Linked DNA regions of Homo sapiens: region 1 is linked to region 2. A link is an interaction called in ENCODE POLR2A ChIA-PET data of the cell type or tissue named here. Cell type or tissue: IMR-90. All regions are shown on one strand. Links, peaks and the distances in the headings refer to the core of each region. The heading gives the core; the rest is flanking DNA.

Evidence for each region. ChIA-PET counts read pairs that join two places held together with the same protein. Peaks named below come from ENCODE experiments on the same cell type or tissue, not always from the same donor. Only the 100,000 strongest peaks of a DNase experiment are listed, where the experiment ranks them.
Region 1: POLR2A ChIA-PET joins it to region 2 with 14 read pairs; 3 of 35 experiments call an interaction of 5 or more read pairs at or near these places.

What each region holds. Positions count from the first base shown.
Region 1 is chr5:167,841,025-167,847,391 of GRCh38, forward strand. All of the region lies in intron 4 of TENM2 (teneurin transmembrane protein 2), which reads left to right. Among named protein-coding and RNA genes, the nearest start is that of TENM2-AS3, 110 kb to the right of the region's middle. In IMR-90, for the core only: no CTCF peak of the experiment used is centred there; no DNase peak of the experiment used is centred there; H3K27me3 peaks cover 169 bases.
Region 2 is chr5:167,942,598-167,948,964 of GRCh38, forward strand. The region is part of intron 5 of TENM2 (teneurin transmembrane protein 2); the gene reads left to right. It overlaps TENM2-AS3 (TENM2 antisense RNA 3), which reads right to left. Exons shown (of 3, transcript XR_941186.3): 2 at 6,219-6,321. Among named protein-coding and RNA genes, the nearest start is that of TENM2-AS3, 7.8 kb to the right of the region's middle. RefSeq lists an enhancer at 3,173-3,674. In IMR-90, for the core only: no CTCF peak of the experiment used is centred there; a DNase peak (open chromatin) is centred at 3,224; H3K27ac peaks cover 2,338 bases.

The DNA of each region.
Region 1 (6,367 bases), core at 2,601-5,100, 100 kb before region 2:
AGAATAGGTCATTTTTATGTAAAAATTGTCATCCTCATTTTTTTTTTTTGAGATGGGAGTCTCGCTCTGTCAACCCGGATGGAGTACAGTGGCATGATCTCAGCTCACTGCAACCTCCATCTCCCAGGTTCAAGTGATTCTCCTGCCTCAATCTCCCAAGTAGCTGGGATTACAGGCGCCCACCACCATGCCCAGCTAATTTTTTGTATTTTTAGTAGTGATGGGGTTTCACCATGTTGGAGCAGGCTGATCTCGAACCTGACCTCAGGTGATCTGCCCGCCTTGGCTTCCCAAAGTATTGGGATTACAGGCATGAGCTACCACACCCTGCCGTCATTCTCATTTTTGTAACTTTAACATTTTGATATAATTTCAAAATTACATAAATGGTGGAAAAAACACCCTTATGCCTTTTACCCAGATTTACCCCTTGTGTATATATATGTGCCACTTTGCCATTTGCAGTATCATTCTCTCCCAGCTTCCCCACACAAGCGTGTATATTATTTTTTAACTAATTAAGGGTGAGATCCCCATGCACATCGTGCCTCTTTACCTCCAGACAACTCAGTGTGTCTTTCCTAAGAAGAAGGACATTCTGTTACATAACCCAGTAAAATTACCAAAACCAAGAAATTTAGCGCTGATATCCTATATTGTCTAGTCCTTGGTCTATATTCAACTTTTATCAGTTGCCCCAATAGTAGCCTTCATAGACCTTTTTTTCTAGTCCAGGGTTCATTTCAGGATCACATATTGCATTTAGTTATCTTTTCCCTTTCGTCCCCTTTATCTGAAACAGTTCCTTTACCTGCACTTCTGTTTTTGCCTTTGTCTTTTTTGATTGTTACATTTTTAAAACTTTTTATTAATATGTTTTATATATGTATATTCATATATGTATATATGTATGTATATTTATATGTTTTTGTCTCTCTCTATATATACACACACATACATGCAGTTAACTTGTATTTTACACATTGTATAGCCAAAAGAACCGTGAATTCTTTTTGACCAAATTCAACCCTGTGATCCTAGCACATCTCATAACCATAGCCCTAAGGCTCACTGCTCTTACTGCCCAGACATCTTGCTGCCATCTCAGACCAAGAAGCTGGCGTCATTGCCATCTGTAGTACTCTAAAAGAAGCATTCGGCCTCATGGACACTAGATAGTGGGATGATATTGTTTGTCTCCTCAGAGCAGAGCTTTACAAGCTGCCTGTGATTAAAAACAAAAACAAAAACAAAAAAACAAAACAAAACAAAAAAAACTTTAGGCCAGGTGCAGTGGCTCATGCCTGTAATCCCAGCACTTTGGGAGGCTGAGGCGGTTGGATCACCTGAGGTCAGGAGTTCAAGACCAGCCTGGCCAACTTGGTGAAAGACTATCTCTACTAAAAATACAAAAATTAGCTAGGCATGGTGGCACATGCTTGTGATCCCAGCTACTTGGGAAGCTGAGGCAGGAGAATTGCTTGAGCCTGGAAGGTGGAGGATGCAGTCAGCCGAGATCATGCCATTGAACTGGGAAATGGACCAGACTCCATGTCAAAAAAAAAAAAAAAAAAAAAAAAAAAAAGAACCCTTTTATCCCCCAGTTCCTCAGAGACCATTTATATATGGCTCTTCTGCACAAACCCAGGTAGAGTTTGCACCCCATGTGACTCCCCATTCAAGGTTGCCATTATACCACTCAAGGAGCTGAGTCTACTGAGCAAGTGCTTTGCTTCCTTGTGGCAGTGTCAAGCTACTATAGAAGTGTCTAACCCTTAGCTCTAATCTCCTTTATTTATCTCATCAAACGCTGATTGGATGAGGCCAGTGGCGCACACTTAGCCGTGCTGGGCTAACACAGTTGGCTCCTATCAGTTAGAATTCAACTGAAGGCTTGCATCCCCATGGAGCATTTCTCATTCACCAGCCTGTTTTAGGACACGATGAAATGCCTCCTACATAGCACTTACCTCAATTCGCAACAACACTTTGATTTTTGAGATGATTGTATTGGTATCTAGTACCATGACCCAACTCTAGGGTCCGTGAAACTCCCACAATTTTGCCTGCCATTGTGTCCTCAATGCCCAGTGCACAGTAGACACTCAATACATAACTGTTTAATGGAAGAGTGACTGCATCAGTAGTGACTTCTGACAAATGATGAAACACAATAAGACCATGGGCTAACTCGAAATACGTTTAAGCCCAATAAAATTACATTTGGCATAAGAAGATAGGGATCATGCTTGCTCTGAGAATTTGAGGACGTTTTTGTTTGCTTGTGTGTTTGTTTTAGATTTAAATGAGGGAAATCGCACTTTTGAAAGCACCAAACTGTGTCTTACATATACATAGTAGACACTTGAAAAGCATCCATTTCGAATTAATCATTTTGAGAGCTTAGCACAACCTTAGCAGTTAAACTGTCTGTTACTATTTTCAAGAAAGTCTATACTTGTCCAACTGTATTTGTTTATTTGAGAGTCACATTTAACCAGGACTTATTTCACTCTGTATTCTTAATATTTGTAGGGTTGGTGGGGGAGGGGGTACAAAATAATATTTTCCTAAACAAATAGAGCCTGATTTATTCAGGAAAATAGAGATTATAGATGGTTTGCAGGAAAAAGAAGGTTTGAAAACAAAACCTGTGAGCAGATTGTTTTCAAGTACTTTAATAGGCTCAGCTGCTTCCTCTCCTCCACTTTTCTTTTCCATGAATATAATAATAATGATGATAAAGGTTTATGCTGGACCCATTATAACAATAGGGACTATCACCAAAGTATTCTAAAACTCTCTTTCAACTATAGGAGATGATCTTCAGAGAAAACACTTGAAATTGCTACTTTGTGTTATCAAGCTCTGATGATTTGGGGTATATTGTTTCTTCTGTGTGGCCCTACTTCAAATTAAGGCTGGATAATGGTAGGCAAAACAGTCAGAAGCATGCTTTCACTGGTGAGGCATCTCTTTTGGCTGAGTTAATCTTTATAGTGAAGATATACATTGAAAGTATATGTTTCCTTACTGCCTGTACAGCTTAGTTTGCTCAGTGTCCAGGTGGCTTTAGTTATGACTTATGACTCAAGGATAGCATTTTAGGAGAACCAGTGGGAAAAAAAAGTAGTATAAATGTAAATGTAAAAGATACAGCTCATTCTGTCTTTGAAATCGTTGATGTGAAAAGAGCTCAACAGTGTTTTATTTAAACAAGGTCGGCTTCGACCTTGATTGACTTGCAGTAAATTGCCTGGTACAAGAGGCAAAAGGAAATGGAGAGAAAAATGGCAATCAGCACCAAATGTTTCACATATTGATTGACAAGCACCAGAGATGTGCTAGAGTAAGACAAATTGGCCAACAGGGCCCATCTTGACAGCTCTTGAGATGGGAAAATTGTTCTTGTTAATTTGCTGCAGGAACCTTGTCATTTATGGAATGTGCACGTGAGTGTCTCCTAATTGTGCAAACAAAGTTCAGTTTCCTACACAGCCTTGTTGTGTTATTGGGTTTGGTAATTCTTTGGTCTGAATCACCAGGATGCATTTGTAAATGGCTTTTAAATTGGGGGACAAAAGGGGAAGTGGTGCACCTGCTATAAGATGGCATTTTCAACTGAAATATAGCAAATTACTTGGTGGACATTTTCCGTTTAACAATAGATTTCAGACAAACTCATGTGCATAAGCTCTCCTTCCATCTGTCTGCCATGATTCTCTTCTGCCGTACTGGATCTAATTGCCTTTATCTCAATGCAGGTTTGAGTTTGGGGGTTTTCAGGTATGTAAATTTTATTTTAGGAGTTTGGTAGTGGCCAAAAAAAAAAAAAAAATCCTTCGTAGACTTTTCTATCTTCGCCCCTTCAGTATTTCTATCTTTCTCTTTTAGTCTTCTCCTAACACTTCTCTAATATCCTCCTCCCTCTCTCCCTCTATGCTGAATTAGTGAATGTCTGTTATCACCCAGGTACCTCTTTACACCTCTCTCTGTAAGATGCACTGTATTATGGACCAGACTGCCAAGGAGACCCATCCAGAAGCCAACGTTCAGTCTTGTTTGTCATTTTTTCCAAATTAGGTAAAAATGCATTTTCATTTAGGGTATAATTTAAATTAAAGCATTGTCACAGACGTTTTTGTTTTAATGTTTTACAAGTAGAAGCCCTCACCATCATTATTACCCCTTCCCCCGAGTCCCCCCCTCCCGCGCCACACACACACACACACACACACACACACACACACACACACAACACGGCCCCACTCTCTCTCTCTGAATTTTTCAGGCCATTACTGCAGTCTTGCTTGGGCAGGAATGGAAAGGTCTTTATTTTCATTTAAATGGGCTGTATGAAAAATAAATCTTAACTTCCAAGACCTGTTCTTAATCACCTTCATTAATGTCGCAGCTCAGAACAATGCATCACTTTCCTACTGTCTAAGAGGAAGATCCAGACTCAAAAATATTCATGATTTCCATATTACTTTGTACAGACCCCTTTAACATTAACTTGTTCCAGTGTTGGGCAGGTCACATAGATGCTTAAAACAGCTGGCATATGGAATAAAATATGGGAATAGTGGGGGGAATATGTACCCCACTGAAGGCATTCAGTGTCATAACTACAGACAGACAAATAGACAGAATATTGTGGAAGCTTTAGAGCTGTAGGGTTTGTGATCCCTAGCCTAGACTTACCATTCTTAACCTGTTTTCAAAAACACTCTTCGCTGATTATCTCATTTTGTCTTCAAAATAGCCCTGGAAAGTAGGTGCATGAGACTCCATTTTCCCCATTTCACATTGAAAACAGAAGCATCAGAAAGTCAACTAAACTTGTTAGATGGAGGCAGGGAAAGGAACCTGGACAGCTGGCCCGACTGCTCCTACAGTGACCTTTCCACTTAGCATTCTCTCATCCATTTGATGTCACTCAACAGCTGCTTCCAGCCTCATCCTTCACCCCATCTTCTTCGCAATGCCCAACTCTAAAATCACCTTCTCTCTCCAGTTGTCATTGACCTCACCTTCCCCAGGCAGAGTTCACTGCACCCTCTTCTGGGTTGCAATGTCCCTGAAAGCAGGTCCCTTTCATAGTAGCTACCAGGTTGACAATGCAGCCACCTATTTACATGTCTATCTCCCTCACTGAAGTGTGGATTCCTCAAGGACACAGACTGTGTCTGGTTCCATGTCACTTTCCTTGTGTCTGGCACTGCTTCTGCCACGTAGTCAGCCCCCAGTGAATATTGGTTGAATGAATTTGAAGTGTTAGTAAACACACACTACAACACAACTTAGAAAAGTGCTCAGTCCAGAGTTCCCATCCTAAATTTCTTCTCCATCTGCATGAATTCACTGTGCCTGAATGGCAAGTCATTTCATTTCGGAATTATCCTGAATCAGAAAAGAGAAGGCAAGAGAAGCTCTGGCCATCAGCAGCATGCGGATTGCTAGAAAATGTTTATCCCCAGGAAGCCTAGAAGTGCTGGGGAGTCTTTTTTAGAATGCTCAGGTGTTGTTTCTGTGATGCCAAGAATCTTCCAAAAGATTGAGATGAAGCCACAGAGAAAAATGCTTCAATGTTTCAATAACATTAAAAATTTAAATGCTAGAATATTTTAGGTTTCTTTGATTTACAAATTAATACCCCCAAATATGTATATAAACATTCCCAAGGCTGAGGTTCACCAAGGACCAATTTATTGAACAAGAAAGCCTCTTTGGATTCTCCTTAAGTGGCACCTTTTGGTTCACATAAATAAACTTGTCTTCCCCTCTTCTACCTCCTCTGAAAGAAGGTTGTGTGAATTGAAACTGCAGAATCATATTCCAAAGATCGTTGTGCGTTATCCTGAGGACAGGAAGGGCACAGCATCAGAGAATCTTCCTTTTGGATTGGACCACAGAAGTCATTTCAATTGATTGATTGATTGATTGATTGGAAATGGGATCTCATTCTGTCACACAGGCTGGAGTGTAGTGGTGTGATCAAGGCTCACTGCAGTCTCAACCTCCTGGGCTCAAGCCATCCTCCCACCTCAGCTTCCCAAGTGGCTACGAGTATGCACCACCATGCCTGGCTACTTTTTAAAGATGTTTTGTAGAGATAGAGTCTCACTATGTTGCCCAAGTTGATCTTGAACTCCTGGGCTTAAGCGATCCTCTTGCCTTAGACTCCCAAAGTGCTGGGATTACAGGCATGAGCCGCCATGCCCAGCCTCACCCTATCTTTATCCCACATAAATGTCTTTTCTAACATCCTCTCTAAGGGCCATCTAACATCTGCTTAAATGCCTCCACCCACAGTGAACTCACTTCCACACAAGAAAGCCCATTTCATTTGTGTACTGATCAAATC
Region 2 (6,367 bases), core at 1,895-4,394:
CACTGGCCTCCTGGTGGTCCCAGTTTTTTTCTAAAAGTTAGTGGCATCCTGGGGATCTTCAAGGTGAGGGTGAGAGGTTTCTCCTCTAAGCCTGCTCAGCAGCGGGGTACTTCTACTCATCATTCATGCAACATCATAAGAAAGGTCTTGAGCACTGTGAGAGGTCTGATTTATTTTAATTGGGAGGTAAAGACAACTCCAAGACAACTTTGAAAGAAACCAGTAAACAATTACCAGCAAAATCCAGAGAGTGCTCTCTCTGACAGTAGTTGAGCCATGTAGTCTTAGGCAGTGGATGTTTCTCCAGATATTTGATTATCTTGGGTAATTACTTGTGTGGGTGCGTACGTGTGTGTATGTGTGTGCATTCTAAAGGCAAAAAGGGGGTTCTGAAAATATCTCCAGCGATATGTCTTTACATCCCATGACATCAGCTGTTACTTGACGTGACACCAGATGCAGTTCAAGGTCTGACATTCAGCTGGCTTCTGTTTATATAGTATGGAGAAACTTTTGTTCCCTTGCCCTATAAGGCATGTACCAGGAGAGATTTTGGGAAAAGTTCACCCAGATAGTAAATAATTCTGCTGAGCTTTGAAGTGAAAATGCTCCAGGAACCTTTATCCCATCCTTGCCATTTAACTGGTATGCTTCGGCCACTCTTGGTATTAATGAATGGTGTAGATCAGAGTTTGTTTCCATTATTCTGTTCATCAGAGGCACAATCTCAAATCAAAATTATATTTTATCTTTGTTTTGATCTTTCTATGTTTGGGGGAAAGCACTGTAAACATCTCAAAGAGAGAGAGAAAAAAAGAATGAAATACACCCCCAGGAAATTCTAGTTAAAGACCTAAAGAATGGCATCTCAGTGGAAAAGAATTCCACTGTGAGGTTTGGCTTTTTTAAAAAAATAGCCTGGTCTTTGAAAAACATATTATCTTTCATGGGTAGGGAAATATCCAAATTTTGCCCAGCCTATTTTACAATAAGACCTTGAAAAGCTATGTGATGAGCTGGAATGAGAGGAGTTTAAATTTTTGATGCAATTCTCTGCCTGGGAAAGTGATAATGCTGCTCACATAACAGAAAGAGTATTTTCTGCTACAGCACAACAATCAACATAACGTCTGGGCATATTAATAATTTCACTCCTAAACTTCTCGACAGGGAGTGCATGGGTCTTAATAGTATTGTCAAGATCCTTAGGGCAATTGAAAAACCCAAAATCATTACTTTCTACTGATAGGCTTTCCTCTCCCAGAGGAGGCCAAAATACCTAGGGTAATGTAGATTTACTGAAATGCTCAGATAGGCACTGCTCAGACGTAACTGTGTAATAAAATCTTCTCTTTAGAAGGGTCCTTCTCAGATATTTCAAGTGGTCTTTTTTATTTTGTCTTTGTCACTTGGAAAGTAGCTAATGGAGATGACGCTGATCTCAAGTAATACTTTCCTGATGATTTAGGAAGGCAAAGAATGAGTATAGGGGCAATGGTCAAATGATGTGGCACCTACGATTAAAATCCCTTTCTGACCCTTCATGTGTGAGAACGTGCCCTATTGGGGCGGGATGGTCCCAAATTCACAATAGCTATTAAGCTCTTAACCCAAGGGCAGCTACTGACTTGGCACCCAGTTCGAGTCCCCTTATCCTTTCTTGTTTCCCCTCCCACAAATGTCCCTGCCTGTGCCTGGCTAGGTGATTACAGCCATGCCTGAACCGCTAGAACAAATTCCCAGCTCGCCCTCAGACATTCACATGTGCAACTCGTTCTCAAATGCCATCACCTAACAATCTCCATCTGAAGAATATCAGCAGCTGCAGGGTCTCAGCCAAAAAAAAAAAAAAGGCCTGCAGGGGACCTGCTTCAGGTTGCCAGGGGAAGATCTTTTTAAGTGCTAGGCAGTGTGCCCCGTTTGAGATTGAACTTTGACTGGCTCTGATGGAGCTCTGCAACAGACAGATGTCGTGGTTATAATAAACAGAGGGAATTGCCATTTCCATGAAATGTCCAGGATTGGCACATCCATAGGAACAGAGAGTAGATTAACATTTGCCAGAGGCTATGGGAGGGAGGAAGGGACTGGGCCGTGACTGCTGATGGGTATGTTGTATCCTTTGAGGGTGATGAAAATGTTCTAAAATTAGATAGTGGTGATAGTTGCATATCTTGGTGAATATACTAAAGTAACACTGAAATGTATACTTTTAAAAGCTGAATTGTATGATATCTCAGTAAAACTGTTATTTTAAAAAAGCAGAAGAGGTGATCAGGCAGCAAGTGCCAGGAAAAACAACCAAAAAACAAACAAAGACGGAGGAGTTTGAAGTCACCTTCCCTCTGTGTCTAGCCATCTCCCTGTTAAAGGAGCCCTAGAGGTAACAGAAATGAGGGAATTAAGTGGGAGGGCATCATTGATTCCAGCAATCAACTAGAATGCTCTAGGGATAGAGGCAGAAATCTACTCTGATCCCTGTCCTCTGAGACTCTAAATATAACTCCCAGGGACATGATTTGTTCATTCATTCATTCATTCATCACCACTAGTTTTATACCAGGCACTGTAGCCTTATGCTGGGATATACAGACAAGTGAGACAGACTGTTTTTAATGGAGGCACTCATGATCTAGTGGAGAGCACAGGAGAGTCCAAAAATAATATAAAACCATGTGCTGAGCGTTACAAAAGAAATATAAGCAGTGGGCAAATCAAGCACCCGGGGGGGGCACAGATACGTTACAGTTAAATACAAAATTTAAGGAGAGAGAATTATGTTACTTAACCTCCCCACACCTCAGTCTCCTCATCTTTAAAGGGGAGAGCAATATCTTCTTTAAAGTGCTTTAAAGGTTATTGTAAGTTTTAAATAAGATGAAATATGTAGAGTGCTTATCACACAGTTGGTGCTTACTAAATGGGAGCTATTGGACTTAGGTGATCTAAGATGTCCCTGCCGACCCTAGTCCTTTACGAACGTAGGCAGAGCGGAGGAAAACTTTGAATTCTGAGCCTGCAAATGATTGCTCCTTGTGACTGTAATTCCCGTGTTCCGCTATGCAGTGTTGATCTGTGCGTCATTGCGAATGCATTCGGAATGTTTTTCTCTGAGGTCATATATTTTGTGTAAGAAAGAGAGCTATAAATCATTCCTTACAGGCAAGCACAGCCCTTTCTTTCTCTGCCCTCTGTTCAGGCTGAGCGGGGTGCTTCCTTCAAGGACAGCCCCCTGATACAGGCCTGTGCAACCCAGGCCAGAGGCACTGGCTAGAGCTGGAGCCAGCGGCTGGGGAGATGAGGAGGAGGCTACAACTTGACTCACTCCTTCATCCCCCTTCTTGTTTCTCCTCCACTCTGAAATGTGGAAAAGCTGCAGCTGCAGCTTGCGACAGCAGTGACCAGATCCAAGAAAGACTGCAGACAGGCCACCTGCCCTGTGAAGCCAGCCATACCATATGTGTGTCAATAACAAAAAATGCAAGTCCATTCTTTAGGAGATAAGTCATTCTGTAGGTGTTAAGACAGAAGGAGGAAGCAAGGTCATTGTCCCACATGCCCAGTACTTAGAGACAAATAAGGAAATCTCTTCAAATATGGGAGGAGGCTGGATTTGGACCTATTCCTTCCATCCCTGGGCTCTTGGCAAAGTACCTCAGGTCAGAGCAGGACAGGACAAGCTGGGATGGAGTGTGCCCTTGGTTCTGCCCCTGACAGGCCTAATTGCTGCTCATTCCTCATGCTGCCCCTCACGCCGCTGGTTAGGGAGCCAGGGATGCAGCACAGTGAAGGAAGTTTGGGGAGGGCCTTTGGGAAGGCATAGAAAGAGATTGCACTGCAGTTTGGCTGTTCTGGCCTATTTCTCCTGATTCAAGCAGCATCCGTGAGGTGGTGCAGAGCTTTGAGGTGGGCGATTCCCTCCAGTTTCTCACAAGATTGGATTCTGCCATTTAAGCAAATGTGCAAAGAAATGAGTCCAGGCTGTTTTCCTCTGTATTTGCTAGGCATATATCAGCCAGGGCAGGGGACCTGTTTCCTCCCTGTGTGCCTGTGTTCTGGTTTTGGGTTCCTTTGCATACAGCTGGGAGGGGAAGAGACCTGGGATCGTGTGCCAGCTCTACCACTTACTAAGCTATATGACATCTGGTGCATTACTTAACCTCTCTGAACCTCACTTACTGGATCTGTGAAATGGGCATGATAAGTGACCTGTCTCCTAGGAGTAAGTGGGAATATATTGAAATGATTTATGTACAACACTTGGCACAGTACCCGACACACAGGGAGAACTTAACTCATGGCAGCCATGGACAATATTATTGTTTTGTTATCATCAGCATCAATTGTTTTGCTTATGGAAATGGAGCAGTTCTGAATCCCGTTTTATTTTTGTGGGCTCTTACAGAGACACTCTTGAGACTATCTGTTAATAGCTCCTGGCCACGTCACTTAGTCACTCTGCCCTCCTGCTGGCCAAATTTGAAGGTGGAGGGGTCAGAGATTGATGATTTTGCAGCCAAATGCAGCCGCATGTTCATTGAATATCCCCCTCCAAGAACTGCCATTTCAAAGGACTTGGAAAAGTTGGGCCCACAGTGCCCTAGGAGGTACTAATCATTTTCCTCAGAGTCATAGTTGCTATAGCTGCCATTGCTATTATCAGAATGATTAATTATATCAAATAGTAATAATCATAATAATATGTGTTAATAGCTTGCTATGTACCATGAATTGTGCTAGGCTCCTTAAAAATATATTTCCATTTGACTCTCCTAACAATCATGTATGAGAAGTAAGATTACTATATCCATTTTACAAGTGAACGACTCAGAAAGAAAAATATGTCACTTTCCAGTGTCCACACATCTGGTCAGTGGCCAAGCAGGGATTCAAGCCAACCACTAGCCTGAACATCTGCAACAGACTCTGTCCTCCTTGGATCTAACCAGACACTGTTATTCTTGAAAATCCTCACCCCCAATTCCCTCTGGCCAATTCAAGGTCAAATTTGAACAGGGTGTCCTGGTGCCAGTTATCATCAACCAGAGATTCTCAAGTCTCTGCCAACACCATCTCCTCTTTTAGAAACTTTAAATTGCTATTGAGATGTAACTTGCCCTAAAAGGTGGTTCAAGAGAAGAAGGCAAAGAGTTTGTGGTTAATTTGTCATCTGAGGGTCTGAGGGAGTTGAAAATTTTAAAGACCAACCATTGGCATGCCATTCCCAGGAATGAGTGATTTATTAGCAGCTAGGCAGGCCCTGACTTTTATTTTTTTCTTTCATATATTTTATCATCATTTCTAATCACCAGGAAAAATTGGTGAAGACTATGGCGCAAGACAAGCCTGGTTTAATTTGTCTCTGCTTTCCCACCCCATCTATTTGTCGATGCTTGGCAAAAGTAGACCCAACCTAAACACGTCCTCCAGCTGTTTATTTAGGCAGAATGCAACAACAATAGTCGATTATTAACAATTTCTTCCTTAGAGCCCCTGAAAGTCTTCCTTTATATGTTGTTTAAAACGTGGGCATTGATTGTTTCCCCATGCCGTGTGAGCAACTCTAATGGAGTCAACACAAAAGTTGATATGCCAAGGTTTTTCACTTCCCACATCTGACTTTATGGGAATTGGTATCGTTACTCAACAAAGAAGCACTGCTTCATTTTTCTCAAGTTTCACTGCCAACCGGTAGGCATTTAGGAAGGACAGACTATGTGACTGGCATCCCTCTCAAAATCAACTGGCAACAACTGTCCCACAGAAAATCTAAAAGCGCAGAAGCACAGACCATTCTTTAGCAGGACAGACAGCAGTGCTCATTCAAGCCCTTGATTTTTAAACATACAGGAAACATCTTGTCTATAAATTCACTTATCATTTCCAGGCACCTTACTTATACCTCCCCTGGTTTTTAGTAAAGAGCCAATAAGACAGTTCCTTCTTCCTAGGACTAAAAGCCACGCAGTACCTAAAAATAAATTCCAGGTTCTGGACTGAAGGTAAATCAGGTGCAGTGTCAGGTCAGCACCAATATTTTAATGACAGTTGCCTTTTGTCTACTAATAGCATACTGATTAGGTTGATACTGTGTAAGAATTTACCTTATATAGTTTCTTATGTTTAAATTGCATTATTATGTAATTTCATATTTATGTAATAGAAGAGCTCTTAGTAATATGCACATTAATTAAACCCAATAAATGTATGGAACTTACAGTGGACATGAGGGTTCCTTCATCAAGCTGAGTTATTCATCTCCGTTTCATAGTAAGTTGAAGACATCAGTTGCTTTACAGAAGGGCTTTTCATGTATTTTGGCTTTTTGGAAAGCAAGAGGGCATGTTGTCAGCATTGTTTGCATTTT